2 separate regions of the Homo sapiens genome follow, and region 2 is linked to region 1. The links are chromatin contacts, found by Hi-C or POLR2A ChIA-PET in ENCODE. All regions are on one chromosome and are shown on one strand. Each heading gives the region's core, a stretch centred on a gene start or an enhancer-like site at or near the end of the contact. The rest is flanking DNA. Distances are from core to core; before and after follow the strand shown.

Region 1 (3,484 bases), core at 624-3,123:
CTTTTGAGCTTTAAATTAAAGGTGCTTAATGAAGGGTTGGAAGATGGTAGTCATCATGTATTTTCAGTTTGATTTTAGTTCTGGAGGTAAATGTTTTGTTGTATGTTAAATGGTTTACTAAGTCCATATTTGTGTTGATAAATGTGCAGCAAAACAATGTGATTGATTTTTGTCTTTGAAAATCTCGATGTGAGAAGAAAAGTTGACTGAATCATGAAAAGTAATTTCATTCTTGGTGGCCTTTTACCTTAAGGGCAGAGGCAAGTCCTGGCTTTTTCACGTTGCAGATGTTGGATGCAGCCTTTCTTTTGCAAAATAAGAATTATAATATCTGGCCAGGTGTGGTGACTCACGCCTGTAATCCCAGCATTTTGGGAGGCCGAGGAGGGTGGGTCACGAGGTCAGGAGTTCGAGACCACCCTTGCCAACATAGTGAAACCCTGTGTCTACTAAAAATACAAAATTAGCCAGGCATGGTGGCGTGTGCCTGTAGTCCCAGCTACTCAGGAGGCTGAGGCAGAAGAATCACTTGAACCCGGCAGGTGGAGGTTGCAGTGAGCCGATATCATGCCACTGCACTCCAGCTTGGGCAACACAGTGAGACTTTGTCTCAAAAAAAAAAAAAAAAAAAAAAAAAGAATTATAATATCTACCTCACTGACCAAGAATTAAATACAAAAGCACATTTCATAATTCCTGGCATACTAATTTAATGTGCAAAATATTTGGGTGTTTTAATGGTGTATTAAAAGATAGAGTTTTTAGAACCTTTTAAAATGTTTTTAAGAAATTGTTCTAAATCTTAATTACTTCATTTTGCATTATAATAGGAAGAAAGGTTTTTTTTTTCTTTTTTTCTTTTTCTTTTTTTTAAGTTTCCTGTATCTCACATTGAACCATAGAATCTCTGCATTGGAAAGACTTCAGTGGTCCGTGGTCTTACTAATACAATGTTTGTATGCAGCGCAGCAATCTTTCCTATAATTTCCCGAACAAACTGTTATCCAGCCTCAGTTTGAATGCTTCAGCGATGGGGAAATGAATATTATGCAAGTCTTGAACAGTACACACAATAAAAGTCACTTTCTTTTCTATTTTTCTGAGTTACTATTTGATGAGTAAATTTACTTACATTTTTTAAATTAACTTTTCAAAATTGGGGACATTATAGGAGCTAAAAAATCTATAAAGTATTTTTGCTTTGAGGGCTTTGGATAATTTAAACTTTGAGGATGATATTAGTAATTCTAAATTGCTTTATAAATGAGGTGCCACCATAAATAAAGTTGAATTAGGCATACTTTTTAGAATTTTAGATCAAAAACTCATGATAGAATTTGATTAAAGCAAATTTAGATTGATTGCTAAATTCCCATTTTAAAATATCTTTATGAAAGAGACCAAGTAACATCTTTCTTTTGAATTGATATGGGCTAATGAGTCACATGGTAAATATTGATATGTTTAATTATTAGATCTTGATAAATTAGAAATCATGGCTTTTCATCTGCCAAGAATGTACTGAAAGTTCTTTCAATATTGTTACCAATTTTAATATCCTATGCTTTTGTGAAATGGAAATTAGAATCATAATCATTTCTTCTGAGGTTTGCACATTTTGAAAGTTATCTTTCTGAATCAACTTTTTTATTTCAGAGTGTTAGTGTTTAATAATTCATTTTCCTTTAGCAAATTAAAGGAAATTATGTAAAAGTTAACAGTTCATTTTTTACTATTCTCAAAAAACTTGAATTGTTCCTGTTTTTTAACATGTTGGGTAAGTTTTTTCTACCCCTCCCCCAACTGAGGCAAAGGTTTCATAGGACTTCTTGTGGTTAGAAGGGTGAGGCAGATTCAGAAATAAACGTCAGCTTCCTTTGTGGCTTACCCTCCCGCCTCCTTTCACATTTTATTGTGTATTCTAGAATGCAGAAGGGGAATGCAGAAGGGTAACTACTAGACCTTTTCGCTGCTGGGAAATCTAGTTAGCCTTGCCTTTTTAGGGTATAACTTAAGGATTATTTTTAAATGCTTTAACTTTTCTTAAATGTTTCAATTACATTTGGAATAGAAACATATTTTAAAGATCATTTTTTATACTTTTAAACTATAGCATTTTAGAATGGAAAACAAATATTTGGTTTTTTTCCTAAGTCATCTGATAATTATGGTAAAAATGTTTACCTTCATAGTATATAAATGAATACACACGCACACATATATATAATTTTATTGGAATCTCAATCTTTTAAGAAATACAAACACTTTAAGTACAGGATACAGAATAGCACAGTATATGGTATTATAGTGGGTACATATTTCTGGCATTCATTCAACAGATATTTCAGTTCCTATTATGTGTTAACAAACTGTAGATTTTATAATTACCATAATAATTAGGACAGATATGGTCCCTGCCCTCATGGAGCTTTTACTTAGTGGTGAACGTTGACAAATAAATAAATCATTATCCACATCATTTGGTCACCTTTGCCCTGGATTAATGAGTACTATACTTGTTTAAGAAAGCCTCTTGGGCTGGTGCAGTGGCTCATGCCTGTAAAATTTCAACACTTTGGGAGGCTGAGGCAGGAGAATCGTTTGAGCCCAGGAGTTTGAAACCAGCCTGGGCAACATAGGGAGACACTGTCTGTACAAATTATGTAAAAAATTAGCCAGGAGTGGTGGTGCGTGCCTGTGGTCCCAGCTACACAGGAGGCTGAAGTAAGAGAATCTTCTGAGCCTGGGAGGTTGAGGCTGCGGTGAGCTGAGATCCTGCCACTGCACTCCATCCTGGGTGATAGAGTCGAGACCCTGTCTCAAAAAAAAAAAAAAAACAACCTCTTGGTAATACCTGGAACAATTAGATAAGAAGTGTTATTTACAGATAAAATAAATAATAAAATTATTGCAGAACTGAATTGTCACAAGCACTACTATAAACTGTTTTTTCAGATGCACAGTTTTCTTGGCTAACTAGTTTCTGTTTCCTAAATTTTACAAGTGAATTTCTTTATAAAGCCCAAAATTTCCTTCCTGTTTTAGTCAAGTTTTTGCTTCGAAATCTAAGTAAGAATTGATAGAAGCAAGTGAGTTACACTTCTTTAACAAAACTGTTTTTTTGTTTTTTTTTTTTTTGAGACACAGTCTTGCTCTGTCCCCCAGGCTGGAGTGCAGTGACGTGGTCTCAGCTCACTGCAACCTCCGTCTGCCGAGTTCAAGTGATTCTCCTGCCTCAGCTTCCTGAGTAGCTGGGATTACAGGCATGTGCCACCAAGCCCGGCTAATTTTTTGTATTTTTAGTAGAGACGGGATTTCATAGTGTTAGTCAAGATGGTCTTGATCTCCTGACCTCTGGATCTGCCCGCCTTGGCCTCCCCAAGTGCTGGTATTACAGGCATGAGCCACCACGTCTGGCCCAACAAAACTATTTTAAAGGGAGGAATTGTTTTATAGTGATTAGAACAGAAAGTTAGGAATTCAC
Region 2 (3,622 bases), core at 647-3,146, 1.1 Mb before region 1:
AAATGTGTGTTTTCACATTTAGTTTTTATAGCATTTCTTTTCTTTCCCAACTATATCAGTGATAGGTATTAACTGTAAGATGTGGTATATACAGATGAGCAAAAGAAAAAAGGAGAAAATAACTTGTAATCTAATCACTAAGACATAAATACTACTGACTTGGTCTTTTTTCTCTTACTCTTCCTCTTTATGTATGTATGTACATATTTACTTAAAATATAGACTTGCTATCTCATTGTATATGTTACTTAATGCAACAAAATTCTTTTTGCATGTTTGCCAGGTGCCAGACACTAGGCTAGGCCTTGGATATAGTTTTGTTTACTGTTTTTTTTAAATTGTCACTTAATGCTATATGATAAATATTTCTCCAAGTCTTTAAAAATTATTTGAAATGACATTTTTAATAGCTGCATAATATCCCATCATTTTGATGTGCCATATTTTATTATGTCCCTGAGATTGGACAATTAAGAAGCTTTTGGTTTTTTTTCTATAATAACCAACACCCTAATATACACCCTGAACATAAATCTTTGTGCTCATCTCTGATCATTTCCTTATAGTAATTTCCCACAAAAATTATGGGGGTAAAGAATATGAAAATAGCTATAGCTTATCTGAGGTTGCTTTTCAGTTGCTACCTTCATCTTATTCTTTCTTTGTCTCCAAAGTGACTTGATTGCCTTAAAGTGATTCTAAAATTCACATAGCATTAGAGAAACCTAGACTATGCTTTAGAAAACAGTCTATCTTCCCAAAGATACATATACCCTCTTAAAGGTGCTGTAGTATTGCCAAGATACATACACATATAATATCTTAAAGTTGCTGTATGTACCTTTTTAAAAAGAGAAAGAGTTCTAAGCTTGTTTACTTAGAAGGTCTAATAAATCAGATCATTAAAAGTGTGAGAATTGCCTGTTTATGAAAACGTGCAGTTGGTTCAAACTGGCTATATAAATCGGCCAGATTGTATGAGCCAGTCTACAGGAGCTTAGCAGTGTACAGGTCCAATTCCATTATTTGCTCAATAATAGTTTTATGCTTAGGCTCAGCGTATGAGGCTGATAATTGTGGCATGATAAGACTGCACAGTGCTCAAGTGTATAATGAGCAATGCTTAGCTGGAAGAGAGAAAATATTTATCAGTGCTTTGCTAATGAGATGTTTTTTATATCATCTAATGAGTTGGTTTTATTTTAGGTAAGGTTAAATGTGTTTAATATGTTTCATAGAGATCTTGAAATAACATGTGCTGAAATAAATTAGAAAAAAAATCAGAAAAATTCCAAGTGGGCTCTCTGGAGTAATCACCTCGTAGATATTATTTTGAAAACCAGAAAACTGGTTGGAAGATGATATGCCAAAAATAACATTGTCTACATTAAACAGACTTACTTTATAGACCGCTTGTGTAACAAGATGTATAATGCTCTCCTTTGAGAACTTCTCCTTCCTTCAGGCTAACCTTGTTTGGGTGATATACCAGACTGTGTTAGAGGGGTCATAGCTCGCTGGGTGGCTAAGCCCCTATATGTGTGAGGTAGAAGTCTTGTAGAGTCAAAATTACTCTTGAAAATCTCTTTGGAAGGTGCCACCATGGAGGCCTGTATACTATCCCTTGTGGAGGCCAACACAGCCACTTTGGCCTGCAGAGTTGGAGCCGCATTGCTGTTTCTTTGAGCACCAGATAAGAAGTTGGCTTGCATTTAGGGGCCAACTTGTATGAAAAATATGTTTCTTTAAACACTAGAATCCCAGTCAGCTCTGTGAGATGTTCACACTGTGAAAAGCTTTCTGGAATGAGATGCAGAGGAAGCTGTGGGGTCGTGTTTCCTTTTTTCTCTCTCACCGTGGGCATGTGATCACCGAGTTCCTGATTGAAGTGTGTGTTTGTGTGTGTACGTGTCCACCTCCCTTCCTTGTGGGTGTTAACTGAATTCTTTTGAGCAAAAACATGTCTGACATGACACCACTGCAGTTGCTGTGATGCAGAATTTTTACTCATGTAGAAGTTCTTCTGTGAGAGCCTGCAATAACCTTTTTGGTTAATACTCCCTATAAAAGGAGAGTGGAAGAGGCAGGGTGAACAAATGTGTTATTTTGAATGAATGTGAATGAATCATGAGCAGAGATTTATTGAGGGCCTACTATGTGCTAGCAGTTAGGGATATAGTGGTGACCACAGTGACCGAATCCCTGCCCTTCTAAAACTTATGGTCTTGGTAGATTCCTGAGAATTTGCCTTTGTCTAGGCAACAATGGACTGACTAGATAACCATTAAATACATAGGGGTTCAAATATTTAGTGCAGAAGCATTTTGGGTTCTCGAATAGGGACTGTGTGATACAAGTGGTTTCTTTGAAAATTATCCATGATCTAAGCTCACACACTTACTGGCTCATAAAAGCCAGTTTCAGAGGCCAGATGACTTTCGTGTTTGGTGCCAGTGTGCTCCCACTGGATCCCTATCTGCCTGGTTGCAAACTCTTGGCTCTAGTACTGCCTGATCTCTAGCATACTTTGATCCACCAGAAAGTCCCTCCTTGTTCCAGTTCCAAAACTCTAGCTCTGCAATATCTCCTCTCCTTCCCCCAAAGTGGTGCTGTGGGGTGTGTGTGTGTGTGTGTGTGTGAGAGAGAGAGAGACTGAGAGAGAGAGAGAGGCTCAGTGAAGGGAATTCCCGTGCATGAGCTTACTGTTGATTACTAGCCCTTCATCACCGGAGTGTTGGTCACAAACCTGAGGAGGGCAAAGTGATTGGAGTCCCGAGGTGCTTGTGTTCCTTTGGCTCTGTTGGTCTGGATCTGTCGATCACCTTTCTTGGGGCTTCTTTGTGCTGCGTCGTCTCCTGCTTGCTGCCCCCCACTATTCCTCTTCTCTGAGTTATGGTTTATAACCTGCTGCATCTCCTAATGAACACCTGGAACCTCCAAGTTGGGAAAAGAAGGAGCATCTCATGGTGCCTGGGGCAGCAGGATGGTGTGGCCCTGACTTGGCCCAAGATTCTTGTGCCCCTCGAGGTGGTACCCCTGAGAAATGTACTCATGGGATTAGCGTGATTTCACAGATGGTTAATTTTTTTAAGTTAGTTAACTAAAGACATTATTTTTCCATTGAAATGAACATGGATATCTTAAGGCAGCACTAGACTGTAAAATTCATGTGAATGTTAAGTTAAAAACGTATTTTTCAGGCAGACATGTAGGGAAAGACGTTCACTCTTGTCTTCTGTTACAGGTACTTTGGTGGAAGTACCTGGTTGATCCTGGCTCCTTGGCTAAGTTATTGAAATTTTCTGCAGAATGGGGATAGTTGGAGGATTCACTGGGATATGCAGAAAACACTGAGTGTGTGTTACTTGCCATCTCTTCCTGCTCCCCATTTCCCCACAACATCCCTGGGTTGTCTCTCACCCTGGAGGTATCCTGCTCCCTGTGTCACTGCTTCTGTGGCAGGAACTATGCCTTCCCTGCCCACGTGTGCTGGTGATGCTGCTCCTGGGTGTCCTTGGATCTGCCCAAAGGGCAACTCCTGTGATCTCCCAGAATATTGAGGGTGCAGGACCAAGGAGTCCTTAGAGAGCAGCTGCAGCCTAGGTCATGGCATAGGGGTGGG

What was found. A loop is a pair of places that touch in the nucleus more often than their neighbours do. ChIA-PET counts read pairs that join two places held with the same protein, here RNA polymerase II (POLR2A). Pooled maps may share reads with other maps.
Region 2: a pooled map shows a loop between it and region 1 (4-fold over the local background). The contact joins two enhancer-like sites. A Hi-C loop is called at or near these places in 1 of 168 maps with a recorded cell type or tissue (CD8-positive, alpha-beta T cell), 1 of 37 single-sample maps with no recorded cell type and 3 of 50 pooled maps. POLR2A ChIA-PET finds 5 or more read pairs at or near these places in 2 of 52 experiments (activated B cell and activated CD8-positive, alpha-beta memory T cell).

Annotation. Positions count from the first base shown.
Region 1 is chr2:196,158,665-196,162,148 of GRCh38, reverse strand. All of the region lies in intron 2 of STK17B (serine/threonine kinase 17b), which reads left to right. Among named protein-coding and RNA genes, the nearest start is that of STK17B, 11 kb to the left of the region's middle. RefSeq lists an enhancer at 2,639-3,139. Within about 2 kb of position 1,873, at least 13 of the 41 ENCODE cell types and tissues checked have a DNase peak (open chromatin) inside an H3K27ac peak, as active enhancers do; they include CD8-positive, alpha-beta T cell, where a contact is called at or near this core.
Region 2 is chr2:197,211,070-197,214,691 of GRCh38, reverse strand. All of the region lies in intron 1 of ANKRD44 (ankyrin repeat domain 44), which reads left to right. Among named protein-coding and RNA genes, the nearest start is that of ANKRD44-AS1, 15 kb to the right of the region's middle. RefSeq lists an enhancer at 1,661-1,900. Within about 2 kb of position 1,896, at least 9 of the 41 ENCODE cell types and tissues checked have a DNase peak (open chromatin) inside an H3K27ac peak, as active enhancers do; they include CD8-positive, alpha-beta T cell, where a contact is called at or near this core.